2 separate regions of the Homo sapiens genome follow, and region 1 is linked to region 2. A link is a contact called in ENCODE Hi-C or POLR2A ChIA-PET data. All regions are on one chromosome and are shown on one strand. Each heading gives the region's core, a stretch centred on a gene start or an enhancer-like site at or near the end of the contact. The rest is flanking DNA. Distances are from core to core; before and after follow the strand shown.

Region 1 (5,808 bases), core at 2,664-5,163, 39 kb before region 2:
TATACATGCTATCTACAGTACTTAAGAGAGAACATGCCCTTTTTTCAAGAAAGGTATCACACAAGTACAATCCTGCTAACAATGTTGTCTTTTCTTTGCAGTAGTTACCAACAAAATGTTATAGGAAGACAAGACTACATTCTTGCCAATGCAACAAGCCTTTTTTGAAAAGAGTCTTTTTCCTTGTGGGTGGGAATCTTGGTGTTACATTAAATGAAAAAGTAAGAAGGGAAAAACATCTGATGGGAACACGGGACACAAAAAAGATCAGCAAAAAAATAACAACCCTCATTTCAATACCACTCACAAAAATTTAGATTAATATGGTATACAACAAAGAAAGAATGAAAAGTTCCAGTATCAACCTGGCTATTCTAACTGTATGAAGAGGAAGTAGATTTATTGTTATAGTTACCTGGAGTGATACACCAAATATTCTAGTTGATGTTGGAACAAGTTGAACTATGCCAATATAGCTAAAATAACTAAAATCTACTCCAGAATTCTGAAGGTGTAACTGGGAGGTTACAATGATCAGACTCAGCAGATTCAAATGAATAAAAACAGAAAGGGAGCAGGAAAAACAGGATCATCTGGAAATGACAACCAGAGCCAATGATCTTTAGTAGGCCTGACTTCCAGCCCAGTACTCAACAATTGTCTGATGACCTGAACTCAGCAGGCAAGTTTGTTGTAGTAATTTGCTTGTGGAAATACACTTGGAGATTCAACCTAGTGCATAATAACTAGGGAACTAGGAGAGACTCACAGCATTTCTTGGAGGGCTCTATGTTTCCATCAAAAGTGAAAGCAGTCTGCAATACATAAACTTCCACAACTTCTGGGAAAGGCACGAGAGTATTTTTAACCTCCATTTTACCGCCAGGGAAAAAAGGATTAAGTAGGTCCACAATCAGGTGGATTGTAAATTAATACCACAATTAGCAATGTGAAAATGTGGCCTTCCTCCAGACAAAATCTATACTATGGTTCTCACTTTCATCTTTTATTTTACTTAATAGTAAAAAATTAATTCGATAATTTCACTCTCAAATCTGCATTTTAAAATATAGAAAGCAAGTCTGTGTCATTATACTTTCTAGTCTATACTTGGACTATTTTGTTACAAGGGATGGCTACTAGGGAAGTATTATCACATAAGGTAAGAAAGGTCAGAAAAGATTAATAAGCCAGACTTTTATCCCTTTACCCAAGACTACTTTTAAAAACAGAGCAATATTTCCTCAATTGGACTAAATTTTACAAAACAATAAAATGTGGGAGTCTCAAAATGACATTACTTCTTAAAGGCTCAGCAATGTGCACCAAATGGAAGGTAACAGAGGCCTAGGAGTGGAATCTCCATGTTGCCTGAGGAAAAATCAACTCTAAAATGGAGAGACATATCCCAGATGTTACATAAAAATACACCAATTTGAGTTTTCATAACACAGGGTTCTGTTTACTTGAATAACAATTTAAAATGATGATCACTCATGTCCTAAACTAAATTAATACTTTTTGAAGAGTGTGGAGGGAGTTCCATTCGGAAATTCATGCAAAATGAACTAGAGGTCTCCTGTGATAATCTCCTGTCACGGTTTATGGTTTATTTGTCAAAAATTAACATGCCTGGGGGGGTTATGTATTTTTTTAATAGCATGGAAACCAGATTCACGTGTCCTTGAGTCACCTATTTAATTATTAGATTCTCTCCATTTTTATAAATCTGCCAGGATTAAGATACCGTGATTTCTGTCATGTTTAAATGCACTCCATGAGATTTCCATTTTGCTTATTACTTATAATAATTAAATGCATTCTCCCCTTTATAGAGATATGTTTTAAAGACTATAGTAAACACTTGTTTATCAATTTTTATAGGATATTCTTTCCACTTGGAATAGTAGCACTATTATGAATTAATATTCACTGGGTAAACAGGCTTTCTGGGACCAGTACATTTTCTTACAGTACTAAATAAGCTGAAAAAAGAAAAGCTGGAGCTGGGGGTAAAAACAGTGTATGGGTCTCAATAAGTTCCCTGGAGATGATGTTTTTATCACTCTTGTATTGTCCCCATGGTGAGATACATAAAGGCATTTAACACATGATGGGAAACAACTAAACTATGAAAGAACAAACTTTTTTACATCAGATTTATAATGAAATCTTAATTACACAGAACTCTGAAAATGCCGCAACTTTTTTTTCTAGACTTAGTAACGTAAAATGCATGACATGCTGACAAACGGTCGTGAGGGCACTGCAAGTTTTGCTAGTTAGTCACATGTGTAAGAACAAGTATTTTTTTTTAACCTACCTATATGTCTTTATTAAGTCCTACTTTAATCCACTTTAGGATATAGTTAGGTCTCTGAGGAAAACTGAACAAATATCTAGGACATTCAGACCATAAACCGAGTTTATCCTGAATATTCAGAAACTTGGCTGAAGGTGCCATTTTGTTTTCTCGGTGTTTTTCCTGGGCAGAGGAGGACAAGCTATGCATGTGAGAGGGATGAAGGAGCCCAGGAAGGTGAAGGATTGCATCTGACAGGGCGAAGCAGACAAATTTCACATGCAGAACACAGAAGAGATGACTGTGCACACTCCTCTGACTTGGCTACGTCATAGCAGAAAATCCACAATGAACATGGTGTGACATGACATTGTGTGCCTGCTATCCTCTGAACAATGAAAACACTTCCTCTTGACTCAGTGGTCCCGTTATGAGACATCTATCTTTGACGGCTGGTGCCCAATTGCAAACATGATAGGAAGAGAAAGCAGAAAACATCCTATAGCCCATGCATGGCTTTTTCTCAATGGGATCACTAAATTGCTGCCTTGAAACTGTTAAAGCAGGTGTGTTAAAACAAAGCTTTGTGGCAGCCTAAGCTCTTTGGCCAGTGGGGCTTTGGAGAAGGCCTTACAGAATAATGAGCAGGACCTCACAAGGCATGGAGCAGGGGAGGGGGAGAAGCGGGGAGGGGGAGAAGCGGGGAGGGGGAGGGGGGAAGTGAGATGGGGGAAAAGTGGGGAGGGGGAGAAGGGGAAGTGGGGAGGGGCAGAAGGGGAAGTGGGGGGAAGGGGAAGTGGGGAGGGGGAGAAGTGGGGACGGGAAGAAGTGGGGAGGGGGAGAAGTGGGGAGAGGGAGAGGAAAATGGGATTCTCTCTATAAGACCTTATGCCTCCACTCACAAAAAGTCCTTACCTCCGTGCAAATGAAAAATGGGCTGAGGCACTGGGGGAGAAATTTCTTGGACTATCTTGAGGGCTATTTCCTAGAGAAAGAGAAAAGAGAGAAATTTACTACATGATTTTGTGTATCATTTCCACATCAATAATTCTCTCCTTAGAAATAAGTTTATTTACATTTCTGTAGAATGTCCTTTCCTCCAATAATGCTTTAGTTTTACCTGGACCAGGGATGGTGGGGTGGGCGGTGGGGAGGAGATGGGGATGGGGGAGCATGAGTTCCAGCACAGCTTTCTAAGTGTGCAAGACACATGAATAAACACTTTCAGCTATATCACCAACCAGGAGTCCTGCATGGAGATAACAATACAAATATTTCAATCTGATAGAGTAATGAATATATACAAGTCTTGGTTGTGACCCTCCAGATGCGAACATTTCAATGAGCAGGATGCATGGGTAAGCATATGCTTCAGTTGGAGGTGTTTTCCATTTTAGCAGGCAGCCTTAGTACTTTTTGTTTACAGTAGAATGAATAAGAGTCTGAGTTCCTGAAGATAAATCCTCATATTCTGAAGCACATATTTTAAAGGTGGATGTGTCAGAACTAGTTGTAAAACACTGGGAAGACCACAGCAGTTTGGACCTATTTCTCAATGACCCAGATCTATCTCAGCATTGCCAAGTGGCTCAGCAGGATTACCCGTTGTCAATATTTTCCTCAACAATCCCTCTGCTCCTAAGCAGCTGGACTGTGACTGGCCAGGCAGCCTCAAAAAGCCACAGCCACACAAAGGCTGGCAGAGCTCATCTTCCCCAGGCCTTCAGGGGTGGTGTGGGGCAGTGATTGCTCGTTGGAAGGAGGGCAGCTCCTCTGGGGCTTGTTACTTTCTCCATTAGCCCACTCAACCTGCTGCTGATCATTGAGAAAGCTTGGCCAGCAGCTGGCGAGGGCAAGTTCAGGACACTCCAGACCACCCTGCTTCCCTCTGCATGTTTAATTAGATTGGCGGAATTGTCTGAGGACCACATGGAACTGTAGCTGGTTTAAATAAGTGGGCAAGGAAAGGCTGCAAAGCAATCCTGTACCTTCTAGAAAAAGGAAAAAGGAAAAATAAATCAGGAAGCTATGTTTAATCCCTAAGGGCAAGCCAATTGCCACATTACTGGTTTCTTAATGAAAGTGACTATTGTAATTGGGTGTAAGGAAGACAAGATTTTATGTCAAAGTCAGTACATGGCTGTAAAGGTAGAAACAATTTATTACCAGTGTGCAGAAAGAATAGACTAACACATTAAGGAGGATAAGTTTAGTGTTACCTTGAGGACTTTTGGACTGGCTATATCTCTACCGAAATTTCTCAATTAACTGAAGGTTGCAAATTTTATAGTGATGTCTTCAACAAATGACATTAACTTTAAGACAGACAGCACAATCACAGCCATTTAACTGGGAAGCGCTGAGAAGCCCATTTCTTTATGGATAGAGAATCATGAAGCATTTTTCCCCCTGCTGCAATGAAATTTATCATGGCTTTGCATCTGTTATTCCTTGGGCCCCTGGAGAAATGAATTCTGCTTTTGCCATCCAGTAATCCAGGATTCATTTTGTCCATTTATCTACACACAGCTAAATTAAGTTCTTTCAACTTCTCTCAATAGCCTTCATCCCCTCTCCCAACACCCCTAATTTAGCTTGTATACTTCTCCTCATATTCCTTTAAAAATCTCAAATTTCAAGATGGCTAAAAATTTTGTTTCCTAAAGGAAATAATCTAATGCCAGAAATATTCATATAAATTTTGTTTTTCATTTGGGAAAAGTGTTCAATTTGCTCACACACCATAAAGAGCAAACTACCAGTAAATAATTAGGCGTAACACAATAACTGATTATCTGAAGCCAAGACATTCTAAGAACAATCCCTGCTACACTTATTCACTCAAAATGAAATCATAAGGCCAATGAAACCTGGCACCGAATTCTTAGCCCTGTGTTCTTTGTAAAGAAAACACTATACCTGGAGATTACAACGTGATCAACTAGAACAATACAGAGAGCTTATTAATATATATTTTTTAATCTGAAGAAAGAAGAAACAAAGAATTGACTTAAAACCCTTTTCACTTTTAGGGATATTAGTGAATGGTCCCCATGCTGACCCTTCATCTTCAGGATGAATGGGCAGAGATATAGATAAAGAGGTGAATTTAACTCTGCTCTAAAAAATAAAAAAATAATAAAAATAAAACAAGGCTGCCACTAACCATTTCCCATATTCAGATTTTGCCTTCGCATCTTAGGCTGCCTTTCTAGGTCCATTGCTTGAACATTTTCCTCATTTTCTTCTCATCTACTACACTGCTGTAAAACCTAACTTAAATTCCCACATCTTCAACTTCAAGACTATAGAGGTGTTAGTTCTATCTTACTAATCGCAGATGTTTCTGCTTCATGTCAGACCAAAAAGCTAAATTAAAATGCAAATATATATATACGTATACACACATATACATACACATATGAATTATCATTAAGGCTCTTAACTGTCAGAGGATATTAGAGAAAATGAGTGAGAGTGATGTGGGCTAGAGCAACTGATAATTC
Region 2 (5,153 bases), core at 1,750-4,249:
AATTTAGGTACAGTGAGATAACATTTCTAAATATTCAAATAATACATTTCAAAACCAAACCCAATTTCTTTCAGCAATACAGACTTGGGAGTTATCTTCTCTTAGATGTTTGCTGCTTATTATCATTTGTCAACAGTCCCATATTTATAATTTCTTAAGGTCAGGCTGCATCACTTTATTTTCCTTAGTGCAGCAATCAGCATCCCCTAGTATTATCTGTGAGTTTAATTAAGCTCATGTTTACTCAGCCTTAAAGCAGTTGTTAATAAGAATAGACTTTTGATATTTAATTATGAAGGTGGGTTGGATATTATCAACTCATCTATCAAGAAATGTATGTATTCAACCTATTAAATTCACAATCATTAAATCAGACAGTCTGATTGGTTTTAAAAGATACTGTATAATGTATTCAGTGTTAATTCAAATTAATGTCTTCTTTCATTCCAATACAGAAATATTAAATATATTAACTTGCTGATGTTAATAGAAGAAATTATAAATGACAGATTTATGTCCTGGAAATGTCAGCAAACTTCTTTCAGCAAATTAACTGAAGTTCAGGTTATTATAAAAATGGCTACATTTTTTCGTGTTTAGCATTTGATCTACATCATGCATAAAGATCTTTTCAACATATTTATTGTTTATATGCATAAATAAAATTCATAAGAAATGTCTGTCAATGCAAATAATCTAATGAATATCTTAACTAGATATATCAGTGAAATATGCTGATATACTTAAAACTAAATTTAGAAAATGTTATTTAAGAAAAACTTAAAAAATTTCTAAGAAACGTACACTACCATACATACTAAGGTACATACACTACCACAATAGGCAAAACAATGAACAATTTAGATTTTTTAAAAAATGAAAACATGAACAACAAACCCTCACAATTCCATTAGTTATTTAAAATCTATCAAAAAGGGGTAGAAAAGTGATTTCAAAAATGTGATTCAAAAAAAATATCAAAAAGAAATGTCTAAATAAAACCCCCAAATAAAATATACTTGTTTGGTCAATATACAAACAGATTTACATTACAGTCATCCTGGGTGCATCTACTCCTCTATACAGATTTCTAATCTTTATAAATAGATGATTCATTATGAATGCAATGTAGAGTGAAAGAAAACAGGCTATTTCATCTATGAATACATGAGAAAGTTAAAAGAAGAGAAGTTAAAAACAAATTACCTCAGAATTTGAACAGTTTACCATATTTAAGGTATGGGTAGTATGTTACACAAAACAAATTATCGAAGGTATATCTTATTGACAAATGCCATGAATAATCAAAGCATAATTCATCACTGAAAGTGTCTCCTCTAATCTTTTTTCCTTTCAACATGAAGCTAGAGATGATATTAAAATTACAACAGACTTGGAACTTTCTGGGATCTCTCTCAACAATGAAATAGAAAACTTTTAAACATCAAATGATCCCAAAGTAGCAAAGCCAGTGTTTATATAATATAGGCTGATATATTTCCATATGTACATGAAATAAATCTGTATACTTATGAAATGGGGTCTTCGCCTTATGAATGAATTTGTTGCTAAAATTTTCAAGGGTAGAGGGACACTTTACACAGCATTTCATTCCCAAATACCTATATCTTGATATATATATCTAAATACTTTTAAAATCCTAGGACCCTACTGAGATATTCTGTAGAAAACCTTTCCAGGGTACAGGAAGGAAGAGTCATCCAATCTCAGTATTACCTGCTTCTGGGATATCTGACAGTCACCTAATCTTATTACTCTAAGTACCTGATTCCCAATAAATGAATTAAAATCTGCACTTAACTCCAACAGTAAGAAAACTTCAAGTGGGTTAGAACTGCATCTGTCACCCAGGTTGCCACAGCACCTGGCAATGCCCACATTAATAATAACATTGGTGCAAAATGCTGAGCTGACCTCTGTCCTCCAGGTATCACACACTTTCCTGCCCATGAAAGCAGAAGTTTATGGCACCTGCACGTCAGGCAGTCTCTCCAGGTGTTCATGGCCACACCTACTCATTTAACCCATTAAATGATAAAACAGTGGAAACATCTCCACTCAGGCAAATTAAAGGCTCCTTCCTTTTCACCAGCACAACTAAGTCAATTCTGCCTTGTTTTTTTTTTTTCAAGCAAAGTCACCCAAGGGAAAAACAGGTGATGTCCGACCAGATTAAACATGAATACTACTTCTCCTGTAGCAGAAATATCTTTTTTATAACTCACCCTTATCTAAGCATTTGAGCTTGTAAAGAGTTATCTCCAGTTTTCATCCTCAGGGATACAGGGACATGACCGCAAAAATGAAACTAAAGAAAAGTTATGAACTCAAATTGCAGCTATTCCATCCCCAAATACATTCTTTTGACTTCATTCTTCAACAGCTAGAAGCCATTCACCATGCCCATGCTCCGACGTGAAAGCCCAACATGAGACTAACCACTTCCCACAAAGTACCCTCTATCAGTTCTCCAGTTGAAGCAGCACATGGAAAAACTTACTTTCCTGTGGGTGAGTTGCACAGTTTGTTCTCTGAATTTGGAAAGTGACAACTATTGTTCTATTAACACAATGGCACAGAGTCACTACTTGCAAATTCAGAATTTAGGCTGAGAAGACAGTCATATAACAACTTGAGACAATGGCATAAACAATGGATTAGGACAGGAGCTGATGATCACAAGCATTTATTTTTACTTCATTTATCTGGTACCTCCTTGGGAAGCTCCTCCTAGGGGCAACTATGAGACACAGAAAGATAACTTAGACACAGAGCACAAGAAATGCACCTTGCTGACTACAGAATCCGAGAAGAATGGGAAGGGGAAAAGATGTTCTGATGATAGGACCTTGAGGGAGGACTGGCTGCCCCTGAGGGGCAGGAGGTGAGCAGGCATGGACAGAACACTGCGTGTAAGAATGTCACAGCTGAACAGGTGCTTGGGTGGAGATGCTTTGGAGTGACATGAGGTCACCACCAGGAAGTGTTTTGTCTGCATGGTTTTTGCTCAGGCAGGTGAAATGAGGACTGAAAGAGGCACCACACCTGCTCCCTGAGTTCACTATTACCATCGCGAAAACAGTTTCACAAGGAGCTTCTCAATTTCTTAATTACTGCCAACAGCACCTCCCATTTGCTAAGAAGGTGAAGAGACAGGCCATGCATTTCATCATCTAAGTCAGGCCTGGCTCAGTGTGAGGGACAAAGAGGACTATGGGCTACTAAGCTGGAGGCAGGTGGGAAAGGAGGTGTATGTATTTTTGGTTCCAAGTACCCCATTCCATTTCTGCAGAAGTTGTCCTTATGCTCTGTGCTCCATAAGAAAGGCTTGGTGGGACCTGTAAAAGTTTCACACCTGGGTCTGCCACTTGTCTCCTGGCAGAAGAACCTGTTAGCCATCCCCTACCAGGTCTCTGAAAGCTGTGAAGCCCACCAGGCTGTGGCCTTTTCCAATTACTCTGAGTAGCTGAAATCCAACTTAATTTTAAATTACATTCACTTTGAGACATAAATTCTGATCATTTCTGACCATGGCAAGAAAAATGAAGAGAGGAAACCCCGACAGGCAGTGATTTTTACATTGACAGCTGACTTGAAAGGTCAACATTCAGTAAAAAATAAGACTAACCACCATTGAGGGGCAGTAATAATATAGTGAATTGAGTAAGAGGGGCCCCGGTAATTCTGGAAAGCTAGAATTATTACATCGTCCTAATGAAAATTTGATAAATTTGCACAGGAGACCCATCATAGACCAAAGCTTTACTGTCCATGAACATCTGCTAACTATTTCCTCACACCTTTAGAGAAGATGAACATTTGAATATTTCTTAAAGAAGAAGGCTGAAGTGGAAGAAATAGGGCATGACCAGGAGGCAGAAATTGTCTAGCTAATGTGGTAATGCTGCATAAATGTTATGAACTAAGCAGCTTTCTGTCTCCATTTCTTCACAATGAAGGGATTGAAACAGATGAGATAAATATTCATAAACTTACTTTTTTTGGTCTCAAAAATTTTAATAGAAAAATAATCCAACAAATCCTACCACACTGGAACAAGCAACTGTATCATTTGTGCTATTTGTTTCCAATCTTTAAAAAAGATATAGAAACTAGAAAGAGAACAAAATGTACTCTCTGAAGTCCAAGCCAATAACATATTCCAGTCCCCAAAAGGCAACTACTGAAAGAACTGGGGCTTGCAGCTTGCCCATTCATTCTTGGTATGGTAGTGTATATATATATATATATACGTATATATATATATACACGTATATATATATATATATACGTATATATATATATGTGTGTGTATATATATATATACATATATATATATATATGCTATATGTATAACCACACTATATGTGTGTGCTTCCACTTTTCACTAGTAGTATCACATAACAGGAAAAACAGAGACTTGAAATTGTACAAAAGAAATTAACAGTTACCTTTTAGTGGCTTGTTGGGCTTTGTATAGCAGACGATCCCTGGGAATTATTTGATTCTGTAAAGGTATACACATTGTTTTTCTATTGACTAGGTGATTTAAAAACTCTGTAGAAGCTGAAGTTAAGTAGAAAACTGGGAGTAATGCAAATGATTCCCATCCATAATAATGTAAATGAATTTTATCTGGTGAAGATACAATTAATGTCCACCCCAAGGAAAGATGACCTCAAATATTTACTATCACTGTCCTATAAGATACTAATTTTGCATCTATGAGCAAATTTGTTTCATAATTCCTGACTATTTATGTATATCTATTCATATATGTCTGATTTTAAAAAAATCTCTTTGAACCTGTTTTAATATGTTACTGCTGCCCTCACTGATATGTTAAACAAAATATTTGATACATGTTCACTTCATATTTGTATGACAGTCATGTTTTTGACTTTTGGATGAATTATACTTTTGGATGAATGTCTACAGAATTAGATATTCTGTAACTTACTTTTTTTCACTCAACATTATGTTTTTGAGGTTTAACCATGGCAACGTAAATATGGGTCTAATTCATTCCCTTTTTAGATTATTCCTTTGAAGCAAATTTTAGGATTCCTAAATGCACTAAAATTATATATCATGGACATTTCTTTTTCCTCTTTGCAACATTAAAGATCTAG

The links. Hi-C counts contacts between places; a loop is a spot of excess contacts on that map. ChIA-PET counts read pairs that join two places held with the same protein, here RNA polymerase II (POLR2A). Pooled maps may share reads with other maps.
Region 1: a map of gastrocnemius medialis shows a loop between it and region 2 (2.5-fold over the local background). The contact joins two enhancer-like sites. A Hi-C loop is called at or near these places in 13 of 168 maps with a recorded cell type or tissue (DLD1, HCT116, HepG2 and 10 more) and 2 of 50 pooled maps. POLR2A ChIA-PET finds 5 or more read pairs at or near these places in 5 of 52 experiments (Caco-2, MCF 10A, PC-9 and 2 more).

What each region holds. Positions count from the first base shown.
Region 1 is chr5:67,087,641-67,093,448 of GRCh38, reverse strand. MAST4 (microtubule associated serine/threonine kinase family member 4) reads right to left here. Exons shown (of 29, transcript NM_001164664.2): 6 at 3,218-3,287. Among named protein-coding and RNA genes, the nearest start is that of MAST4-AS1, 86 kb to the right of the region's middle. Within about 2 kb of position 3,913, at least 4 of the 41 ENCODE cell types and tissues checked have a DNase peak (open chromatin) inside an H3K27ac peak, as active enhancers do; they include gastrocnemius medialis, where a contact is called at or near this core.
Region 2 is chr5:67,048,182-67,053,334 of GRCh38, reverse strand. The region is part of intron 4 of MAST4 (microtubule associated serine/threonine kinase family member 4); the gene reads right to left. Among named protein-coding and RNA genes, the nearest start is that of MAST4-AS1, 47 kb to the right of the region's middle. Within about 2 kb of position 2,999, at least 2 of the 41 ENCODE cell types and tissues checked have a DNase peak (open chromatin) inside an H3K27ac peak, as active enhancers do; they include gastrocnemius medialis, where a contact is called at or near this core.